Linked DNA regions of Homo sapiens: region 2 is linked to region 1. Evidence: chromatin loops called from intact Hi-C (ENCODE). Cell type or tissue: thyroid gland. All regions are shown on one strand. Links, peaks and the distances in the headings refer to the core of each region. The heading gives the core; the rest is flanking DNA. Region 1 overlaps MACROD2 (mono-ADP ribosylhydrolase 2). Region 2 overlaps MACROD2 (mono-ADP ribosylhydrolase 2).

Region 1 (5,393 bases), core at 161-5,160:
GGACCAATTTATAGATGTCCTAGGCAGGAGCCAGGCTACTGGTACCACATGTACACTCAGCTTCTTGGCAATGACAGAATGAGATCTCTGCATGTTGTACCTCATTCCAGCTCTCTTTCCTCATTGTGAGAATTAAGGACCACCCAGCCAGAGTGGGAGGTTATCTGCTACAAGTCCTTACTAATTTATCAGACAAACCAATTCAAGGTATCAGAATTCATGGAGAAGAGGAGAGGACAGATTTCTGACTAAACCGTGTGTCTGAATCTCCCCCTCAATAAAGGGAAGCCATTGGAGATCATTAAGAAACAAACAAAAACTTTTATATGGTCAGATTGTGTTTTAGCAAGCTTATTGGCGGTAGTTTGGAGGCTGTGTCATAGAGGAAAAAGATAATATAGAATGGATTGTGGCCATTGGTAATTCTCCTAACTCAATAACTTCTTAGTCTCGTATTCTTGAAGTCATGGAGAAATCCTTGAGTCAGTGAAATGTTCCTTTATCACAATGTCACACTGCAAGAGGTTTTTTTTTTTTTTTTTTTTTTTCCTAAGCTGAAGATAGAACTGTTTTGGAAATCATAGAAACATATTTGCAACATGCAAGATGTTATTTCTGCATTGATCATTTTAATTCAAGAAATTAGTTTGGGAATTAGACTTCAATAGTCTTGTGATTCACCCTTTTGAAATTAATGAAGATTTACAATTTTGAGTTCCTCTTTGCTAGCATTTTCCCCTTTGAATAGCAATGCTTTGTTCATAATTGTGACATTTCTTTTCTGTTCGCATTCTCTCACTGAGAATTCTCTTTGATAGGGTGGATTTTCTGCAATAGAAATAACATTTTTGTGCAACTAAAAAAAAGCCAAATGCCAAAGGGTAAAAAATAAGTTTTTGTGGTTATAAGATTGTTAAATGTAGATGTAAAATTATGTTATTTCTGATGTCCCATCCAATTGTGGCATAAGCCTGAAGTTTCGTTCACCCTGAGATCTCTTATTATCAGCCTTTTCTGGGGTGAGGTCTAGCTCACACAGAATCCCCAGTGTAAGGGCTGTGATGTTATTTTAAACATTTCATTAATTTAAAACTGTCATTTAACAATGGCCTCTAGTTCTACCAATGGACTTCCTTGTGGGTTTCTGACAAAGGTCGTGGTCTGTGGTCCCTCTCCACACCTAATTGTGATGACCTTCTGAGAATAATGACTGCTGCTTCACATCTACCTTCCCAGCTTTGTGAATCTCTGGGGTTGGCCAGCTGTCACTTAGAATCATACAAGGAAAGGGATTCTGCAAGATGTAGGCCCAGCTTAACCAAGCAGACACACACCCTATTTTCTTCTTTCACTAAAACCAATCATTCCCTATTTTATTCTTTAAACAAAGGACTACTCGACAATGCTATTAATTTTCAGCATAATTAATTACGCCTAAAAGTAAATTATACTCTTCCTTTAGGGGTTGCTTATTTGTCACAACTTGCCCCTGGCAAGTCTGCATCTTGTCAACTAGCAGTTTGTACTCTTGTCTTCTTTTTCTCTTGCCTTTAAATAGGAACTATAATCAGTTTATTTTCCCTCCACATCAACAATAATTTTTTTTTTTTACTTAATTTTCTTAGAAAATTCTAGGCTGGCATGTAAAATGTAATGGTTGGTATTAGAGCAAAGCATGTAGCACAATGAAACGCCATCTTTAATAAAGGCATATGTGCCTTTATTAAAGGTTTCTCCAAGGTTTCTGTTACAGGAAATCATACATCATGGGTGGCTAGAGGAGAGGCATCACTGTCTATGGGAGTCATTGGAGCAGAAACAGATTTATTTCATATTCTTCCTTTGACTATTCAAACATAGACCACCAGATTTATGAAATCCTATGTTCTGTATCTCTGTATCTTCCTTTCCCCTGATGTCATTTATTTGAACCACAGCACAAAATGAGATTGAGTAGGCAAAGGCCATTAAATTCAATGTCATTATAGGAGGTGCAAGGGGAAGCTTGGATTCTTATGAGCACATTCTCCACAAGTAGAAACCTTAAGAAGCAACACTAGGTTTTTTTTTTTTGTTTTTTTTTTTTAATGAAGTTTTGCTCTTTTTGCCCATCCTGGAGTGCAGTGGCGCGATCTGGACTCACTGCAACCTCTGCCTCCCGGGTTCAAGTGATTCTCCTGCCTCAGCTTCCCAAGTAGCTGGAATTAACAGGTGTGCATCACCATTCCCGGCTAAATTTTTGTATTTTTAATAGAGATGGGGTTTCACCATATTGGCCATGCTGGTCTCGAAGTCCTGACCTCATGTGATCTGCCCACCTCAGCATCCCAAAGTGCTGGGATTACAGACGTGAGCCACCACACCCGGCCAACTAGTTTTTCTTACCATCTCTCTTGCTTTTCCTCTTCACCATGAGATCACCATAGCCATGTGGAGCAGAGTCTTGGCTGACCCATGGCCACCAACATACAACATGAGTGAGAAAGAAGTCAAGGCTATTTTTATTTTGTAAGCCACTGAAATGTGGAGTCTGTTATCACAGTAAAAGCTAATTAATATGGAAGTTAGAAATAAATTGCACCAAACTGCTAACAGTGACTCTTTCTGTCATGTTGAGGAGATTAGAGGTTACTATGATTTTTCTTACTTTGTTTGTATTTTCCCTGTTACTGTATTATGAATAATTTTAGATGTGGAAAAAAGTTATTTTTTTCTTTTAAGCATACATTCAGTTCTTCCTTGGCAACAGACATTTGAAATGTAATTAAATTTGGACTATTCTTGAACAAAGGTGTTTGCCATACTCAGGGCAAACTTGTAATGCTGCATTAAAACATATATGTCCTTCAAATTGACCTACAGATTCAATGCAATACTTTTCAAAATCCTGCTGGCTTTGGAGAAATTAATAAGCTAATCCTAAAATTCATATGGAAACTCAGGGGACCTAGAATAGCTTAAAACAATCTTGAGAAAGAAGAACAAAGTTGTAGGACTCACACTTCCTGATCTCAAAGTTACAGTAATCAAGATACTGTGGTACTAATATAGAATCAAAATATAAATCAATAGAATATAACTGAGACTCCCTGAGTAAATCCTCACATAATGGTCCATTGTTTTTCAACAAGAATGCCAAAACAATTCAGTAGAGGAAAGAATGCTGCTAGAATGACTGGGTATCCTCAAGGAAAAGAATGAAGTTGGACCCTCTATCTCACATCATATATAAAAATTAACACAAAATGAATTCAAGACCTAAATGTAAGAGCCAAAACTGTAAAACTGGATTAGAAGAGAATTTAGGGATGCATTTTCATGACCTTGGTTTAAGGCAATAGTTTCTTGGATATGAAACAACAAGCACAAGCAAGAAAAGAAAAAACATAGATAAATTGAACTTCATCAAAATTAAAAACTTTTGTGCTTCAAAGGACACAAGAAAATGAAGAGCTGGCCCACAGAAGGAGAGAAAATATTTGAAAATGATATGTATGATAAGGGTCTCATACCTAGCATACATAAAGAACTTTTACAAGTCAATAATAGAAAGACAAAGAGCTCAGTTTAATCATGAGGGGGACATGGATGGTAGGATGTAAGTATATACAAGGGGAAACTGACATGTCTTTAGGAAGTTAGATATCTATTAAAAGGACTAGCATAATACTTGTATATCCCTTGTTTGGAAATGTGATATTCTTATTGATTCCTTTGGTCTACACTGATCACCACTTTTCAATATATTAGAATATTGCAAAAATCACACCACTAACATGATTCAAAACAAACTCCTATGTATTGAGTCGATAATATATTCAAAGCATTATATTGGACCTTGCAGAATTTAAAGATGAATAACACACACACACACAACACACACACACACACACACACACACACACACACACACAGATTTTTTCTTGAAGTAATGTTTAGTTCACAGAATCCATTCCTCAGGCCACCCATATCAACACTGCTTGAAACTTAACAAGTACATTCTCAGGACCCACCCACCCACCAACCAGATCTACTGAATTAGAACCTCGCTCTGGTGAGGTGGGGTTGAGGGAGTCCCAGCAATACACGTCCCACATCTTGTTAAGTCCTCCAGGTGATTCTGATGCATGTTAACATCTGAGAACCACTGGGTTAAGAGATGAAGAATTAAAAAAATTATTCAAGCTCATATACTACAAGACAGAATACAGTAAATGGCCTAAAATAGGTACAAAGTATTGCATTTCGTGGCTAACTTGCAAATTGTAACTAGTTTAAAAAATGATTTGTTATTGAATACACACTATGTATGTTATCTTTTGCTAAGTTTTATGAAAAGCATTTTGTTTTGAATAAAATTTCTTCCCATCTCTAGAATAGAGCCGTGATTATGAACTAAGTAGGGAAGAAGGAGGAATATCAGAATCAACTAAGGGTCTTTATCAGATTACCTGAGTCTCCCTCTACTCTGGCCCCAATCCCCTGTTGAAAACCACAGTTCTAGATGGTCACAATGGAGAATCTTAAATATTCAGAATGTTACTTTGATCAGATTATTTTTGGATACCAGCTAATCCAGTGATCATCATTTTGATTCTTTATTTTACCTACCCTTTAGTCTGTTCACTAACATTTGATTGCTGCTCTGAGTCTTTAATTTAAAACAAACACATGAAGTATCTTGTAGGGCTTATGGAAGAGGTGAAATCAGAGTGAAGTGACAGTCAAGTTTTCCTTCTAACTGTGACACACACTAGTATAACGTTGTACAGGCCACTTAACATTTCTGATGAGGCTTAATTTCATTATCTCTAATATTAGTTCAAGATCCCCCGCTTACTTTACAGGATATTGAGAGGACTAAAGGAGATAATATTTGTGAGGTTATATAGCACATATTAGGCCCTTTAAGATTAGCAATGATGGTCCTTCCATATTTTTCTAGAGATGTCCTTCTCCTGAATTCCTGACCTATCAGTGGATATCCATGATGTAGAAAATACTTCCAAAACATTTTTACTCTTTGATACCATAATTGTAGGGAAAATCTATTTAATTATCTATACCAATACCTATCATCTATTTATGTATCTTTATTATCTCTCTTATTTATCTTTCTATTTCTCTATCAATTATCTATCAGTTAAATGGAAGCAGACACTTTTATATTGAGAATGTATAGCTATCGGGACTCTATTCAATTAACAGAATTAAATTGATATTGACAGGCTTAAAGACAATTCAAATAACTAAGGAAATATTGACAAAAAAGAATGACTAAGGAGAGGGAAAAATTTGCCTTACCAAATATTAAAACTTCTTTCAAAGCTACTATAATCTAAATACCATGGTATTAGCACACTAGTACACACATCAGTGGAACAAAATACAGA
Region 2 (5,393 bases), core at 148-5,147, 80 kb before region 1:
AAGTCCCCACTGTCCATTGTATCATTCTTATGCCTTTGCATCCTCATAGCTTAGCGCGTGTGCATGCCCACACACACACACACACACACACACACATATACACACACACACTACAATTCCTTTATCCACTAGTTGATTGATTGGCATTCGGGCTGGTTTCATATTTTTGCAATTGTGAATTGTGCTGCTATAAACATGCATGCACAACTATCTTTTTCATATAATGACTTCTTGTCCTCTGGGTAAATACCCAGTAGTGGGATTACTGGATCAAATGGTAGATCTACTTTTAGTTCTTTAAGGAATCTCTGTACTGTTTGCCGTAGTGGTTGTAATAGTTTACATTCCCACCAGCAGTGTAGACATGTTCCTTTTTCACCATATCCACACAAACATCTAGTATTTTTTTGTTTTTTTTGGCTATGGCCATTCTTTTAGGAGTAGGGTGGTATCACATTGTGGCTTTGATTTGCATTTCCCTGATCATTCATGATGTTGAGCATTTTTCATATCTTTTTTGGCCATTTGTATCTTCTTTTGAGAATTGTCTATTCATGTCCTTAGCCCACTTTTCGATGGGATTGTTTGTTTTTTTCTTGTAGAACATGTTCCCTTATTGATTGGTTTTCACATTCTTATGATCAATGACGATATCATTATCACCAAGAATTTGCTTAATACTTGGTGCCTACCCAGCCTGATATTAAACACAGGGTGGGGAAAAAGTTAGTTTTAATGTAGGTGCAGACTCAAATTCCTATGGGGACCGGTGAGGTAACCTAAATGAGCAAAATGGTCAGGGTGTAAGAAAAAAGCCAAGAAACCGCCATGATAAATGGAACTGTATTTGCCTCAGTGCCCTGAAGACAATTGGGAGTAGTGTTAAACCGGAAACTTCTGAATCAGACACGCTCCACTCTACTTCCAGCTGATTGTAGCCATACAGGAATTTGGGCCCACTATTGTCAAATCTTGATTTTTCAAGAGAAACATGGAATATCTCTCTTTTAAAAAATATGAAATTTTTCCATTTTGGAACCAATCCAATTAGAAAGTAACAAACACACATTTTACAGCATGTGTCTGTACAGTGTGTGTTACTTCCTAATTGGATTAATTTTGTTACTTTCTAATTTGATTGGTTTTGCTAACAGTAATTTTCTATTACTGTTGAGAGTTCTTACTTGCCATCAATCTAAACCTCTCTGTCCAGAACCCACCATTATTATTGAGATCATAGGTACAGAGGATTTCATAATTAACAGCATTTATCAGACCATTCATGTCTTCCATATGGGCCAAACAAAATGCTTCTAAGGGCTGTTTTTGGCATAATCCTATGAACCTCAGCTTTCCAATGTAGTCAGGGGAAATAAGACACACAATTTATGTAAAAAGGATATGAAACAACAGTAAGTGCTGCATGCATTCCTCTTTTTATTCATTCAAACAATAGCATTTATTAAGGGCCTTCTAGCTTCCTTGCCCTGTGTGAGTTACTAGGGTTACAAAAATGAACAAAATTATTTTGTATTGTCAAGCAGCCCGGTCTGGGAAAAGAAACATATCATTAGATTTGTTATTAAACAGATCATAAGAGTCTAATAATAATTGGGACAATTAGTATGGTAGAATTTCAAAGTATAGAGACTTTTGAAACTGTCTTTGCATAAATTATATCATTGAGAAAAATTATATCCAACAGTAAGCTGAGCTAACCCACTCCCTATCTTGCCTTTCCCTTAATTATTCCTGGGCTTTTGGGCCAAGCTAACTTTGGAAGACATTTGGGCTATAGTTTAAATGATAATAGGCCTTGCCCCCAAACTCAAACACTTTTATAAAGCTAATGTAAGGCTACAGGCTGGAGAGAGGAGGGAAGCCTGAGGCCTGCTAAGGTATAGACATAAATGATTGTCAGCCACTATTCCAGAGGTTATAAAACATGCAACTTCCCCAGTTACTCCTGTAATAACTTCACTATTGTAGAACCTAAGATTGGCCTTTTGAGATATCTTTTCAGGTTTTTTTGCATGTCTGACACCTGTGGTTCCATCTGGACCTGCCAATCTGACCCCTGTGGCCCCACCCAGAAGGTGTTCAGCATGTAGATGGACAGCTTTGACCTCCTGCGAGTTCATCTCCACCCCAACAAATCAGCAGCAAGCACCCATTACCTGGCCAACACCACCCCTTCCCTCAAACTGCCTTAAAAAAGGCCTAACCGGGGAGCTTTGGACAAGAATGGTTTGAGTACTAACTCTCTCCCATGTGGTGTGGCTGTCCTCATGTCTATTAAACTCTTTCAACTACCATGCCAAGGTCTTTCTTTATGCAGCAGGCAGTTACACTTCGCTGACATTTTTCTTAAGGTCATGGGAAATAATTAGCTTCTCTTTAAATTGTATAAATATATCCCCTCTATCTGGACTACACTTTAGTCAGGTTGACAGAAGCAGAAACAAGTCATAAAAGTACCTTACAGTCAACTTCTAAAGGAAGTACTGTCATAGAAGTGTGAGATTTCCTAGGAGCTGTTGTTATTAACCAATAGTTTTAACACCCTTTTAAAGCATATCATCAATTATACTAAGTACACAGGGCTATTTATTTTAAATGGGTGTACTACCAGATAGCTATCTATTTATCAATATGCACACAAACACATACATTCATTTACATAGTATTTTATTTCTTTTGCCACTAAAGACATTCTTACTTTAGCTACAAGTTAAATAACAGCAACGGCCACTTTTTTTTTTCTCACCTGCAAACTGTGGTGCAGATGGAAAGAAGGCACTTAAGTGAATAAGCTGTTTTTAATTCTAGAACTCTTTGGTTGTGATAAAAATGGAAACTATGTGCTCTAGAAAAGCTGAGTAAATTCAAACTGTTTACTGTTAAATGCAACTTATTTGTCAATTTAGGCAGTAAAGGTCTGAACACTCAAATTCTGTGAATGTCCTTATAAGCATTCACTTTGATGTGTAAAACTTTGTAGACTTGAAGGAGGGAGTGTTTGATTTCCATATACTTCCAAATATTCCCTTCAGGCAGTTTCCTCCAAAGTTGGAATATTGTGGCGAGTAAGGAGGAAGTTAAGGATTGCTCTCTGAAAGTTATTTTGTCTTTCTAGGTGGAACAACAATGTATTCATTAGTGATAACAATCTAGATATGAATGATGTAATGAAGTATCGGTTGAACTAATGAGATGGGAAGCTACAATAACCTATTGACTATTTTGCTAAATAATATCGCCACCTTCAAACATAAAAACAATTGTTGAAAAAGCTTCTGTCAAAAATAAACCCTTCAATATTTTATGACAGGTATTATTGACAGAATAGAAGAGACTGGAATTTCCTATCACTGTGGTTGGCTTTAAAGAATACAACTTTTAACACATTTTTCATCTCTGTAATAATACAGTAATGATTAAATTCCCCTTAAAAAGCCCAAGGCATCTATTTGTTTCATGGAAACTTCCAAGTGTCCTCTGTACAGACTTGTTCAAGTGGGAGTTCATAAGTGCAAGAACAGTAAACTTCAGCTTATCTAACATGGCCAAGGAATGGTATGTTCTACTTAATCAAATATTCTTGTTGTTGGAGAGCTGTTTCACATACCACGCATTTTAATTTTCAAAGAGTAACCTTTGGTTAGCATTAAAGCTGCACTCACATAGCCTATAGTTTGCTTTGATGCAGTAATAGAAGCTCATCTCCTTTATCCCCCACAAGGTAGTTCTTCTATCTTTAGGTGCTTTCCAGGATTTGGCCAGAATTTACCCATGGACCCCTCCTATTGTAGTTCTCAAATTGCGAATTCTGAGATTCACTGAGAGTCATCCAAGCTCTCAGTGGATCTCAGAATTTTTGCTCTGCCTCAAACCAGCCTACCAAACGTTTATTCTTTATGTGTGACTGGTTGGCTGCTTGTGGAACCAGTTTGAGCTTCAGTCTTTTAGTTGATAACTGTGTAAACATACTAACTATCCTTGAATAATAGTTGATTGAAAGAGCCGATTTTGCCTCTTATGATTTAATTAAAATAAAGGATTTGGAATCATATAATGATATAAACTTTTGTAATATATAAGGACTCTACCTGACATATCGTCTCTAGCCTAAATGCTTTATTATAAACACAATAGTTGCATTCTTGAGTGACTGTTGTATTCTGTGCACTATACTAGGTGCTTTACAGAAGTTATCTCCAGGACTCATTAAAAAGACACAAAGAATGCATTTTATATATATATATGTGTGTGTGTGTGTGTGTGTGTGTGTGTGTGTGTGTGTGTACGTTGGAATATTATGCAACCTTAAAAAGAGGGAAATCCTGGAGGATATTATGCTAAGTGAAATAAGCCAGACAAAGAAAAATAGATCCATGACCTCACTTTAATGTGGAATTTTAAAAAGCTGAATTCATAGAAACAGACAATAGAAAGGTGGTTATGGGGTTGGGGCAGGGGAACGGGGAGATGTTGGTCAAAGGGTACAAACTTGTAATTATAAAATGAGTAGGTTCTGGAGACCTAATTTATAGCATGGTGACTATAGTTAATACATTATATACTTAAAATTTGCTAAGCGAGTATAACAAGTATTCCCACCACAAAAAAAGGTAACTATCTGAGGTGATGCATATGTTAATTAGCTTGATTGTGGTAATCATTTCACAATGTATATGTATATCAAAACTTCGTGCTGTATACCTTGCATATATATATTTTTTATTTATCAGTTATATCTACAAGCTGAAAAAAATACACACAAATAAACAAAGCAAAACAAAACTGTAAGATAAATTTAATAGAAGCTTTGGAAATTACTGCCCTATGAGATCATCAGCAGAGGAGCGGGTCTTCCATTCTTCCTGTACAATGTCTGCTGTTGGGTCACTGCACACTGCTCTCGGGCTGGCTGCCTACTCTTTAGAAAGTCTGGGTACTTCACTCCCACCAACTGAGAAGTGTGCTTATTAAGATCCAGTTTGCTCTCAAACCTGTTTATGTCAACTGACATTGAATAATTTCAACATAAGGTGAACAAAAAGAGTGTTTTTTTAAAAATGAACATAAAGTCTAAGGCTTTGCAAAATTTTGATAAAAGCCAATTGCTTTAAAAAAAATACTGTCAAAGTAGGTTTGGGTGAGACCCCTGTAGAGGACTGGGGGAAACCATAAAAACCCAGGAGAGGCCGGGCGCAGTGGCTCACTTCTGTAATCCCAGCACTTTGGGAGGCTGAGGCAGGCGGATCACAAGGTCAGGAGATCAAGACCATCCTGGCTAACATGGTGAAACCTCGTCTCTACTAAAAATACAAAAAATTAGCTGAGCATGGTGGCGGGTGCCTGTAGTCCCAGCTACTGGGGAGGCTGAGGCA

Evidence for each region. A loop is a pair of places that touch in the nucleus more often than their neighbours do. Peaks named below come from ENCODE experiments on the same cell type or tissue, not always from the same donor. Only the 100,000 strongest peaks of a DNase experiment are listed, where the experiment ranks them.
Region 2: a loop joins it to region 1, with 2.0 times the contacts of the local background. A loop is called at or near these places in 2 of 110 quality-filtered maps.

Annotation. Positions count from the first base shown.
Region 1 is chr20:15,081,999-15,087,391 of GRCh38, forward strand. All of the region lies in intron 5 of MACROD2 (mono-ADP ribosylhydrolase 2), which reads left to right. Among named protein-coding and RNA genes, the nearest start is that of MACROD2-AS1, 160 kb to the left of the region's middle. In thyroid gland, for the core only: no CTCF peak of the experiment used is centred there; no DNase peak of the experiment used is centred there.
Region 2 is chr20:15,001,878-15,007,270 of GRCh38, forward strand. All of the region lies in intron 5 of MACROD2 (mono-ADP ribosylhydrolase 2), which reads left to right. Among named protein-coding and RNA genes, the nearest start is that of MACROD2-AS1, 75 kb to the left of the region's middle. In thyroid gland, for the core only: no CTCF peak of the experiment used is centred there; no DNase peak of the experiment used is centred there; H3K27ac peaks cover 614 bases.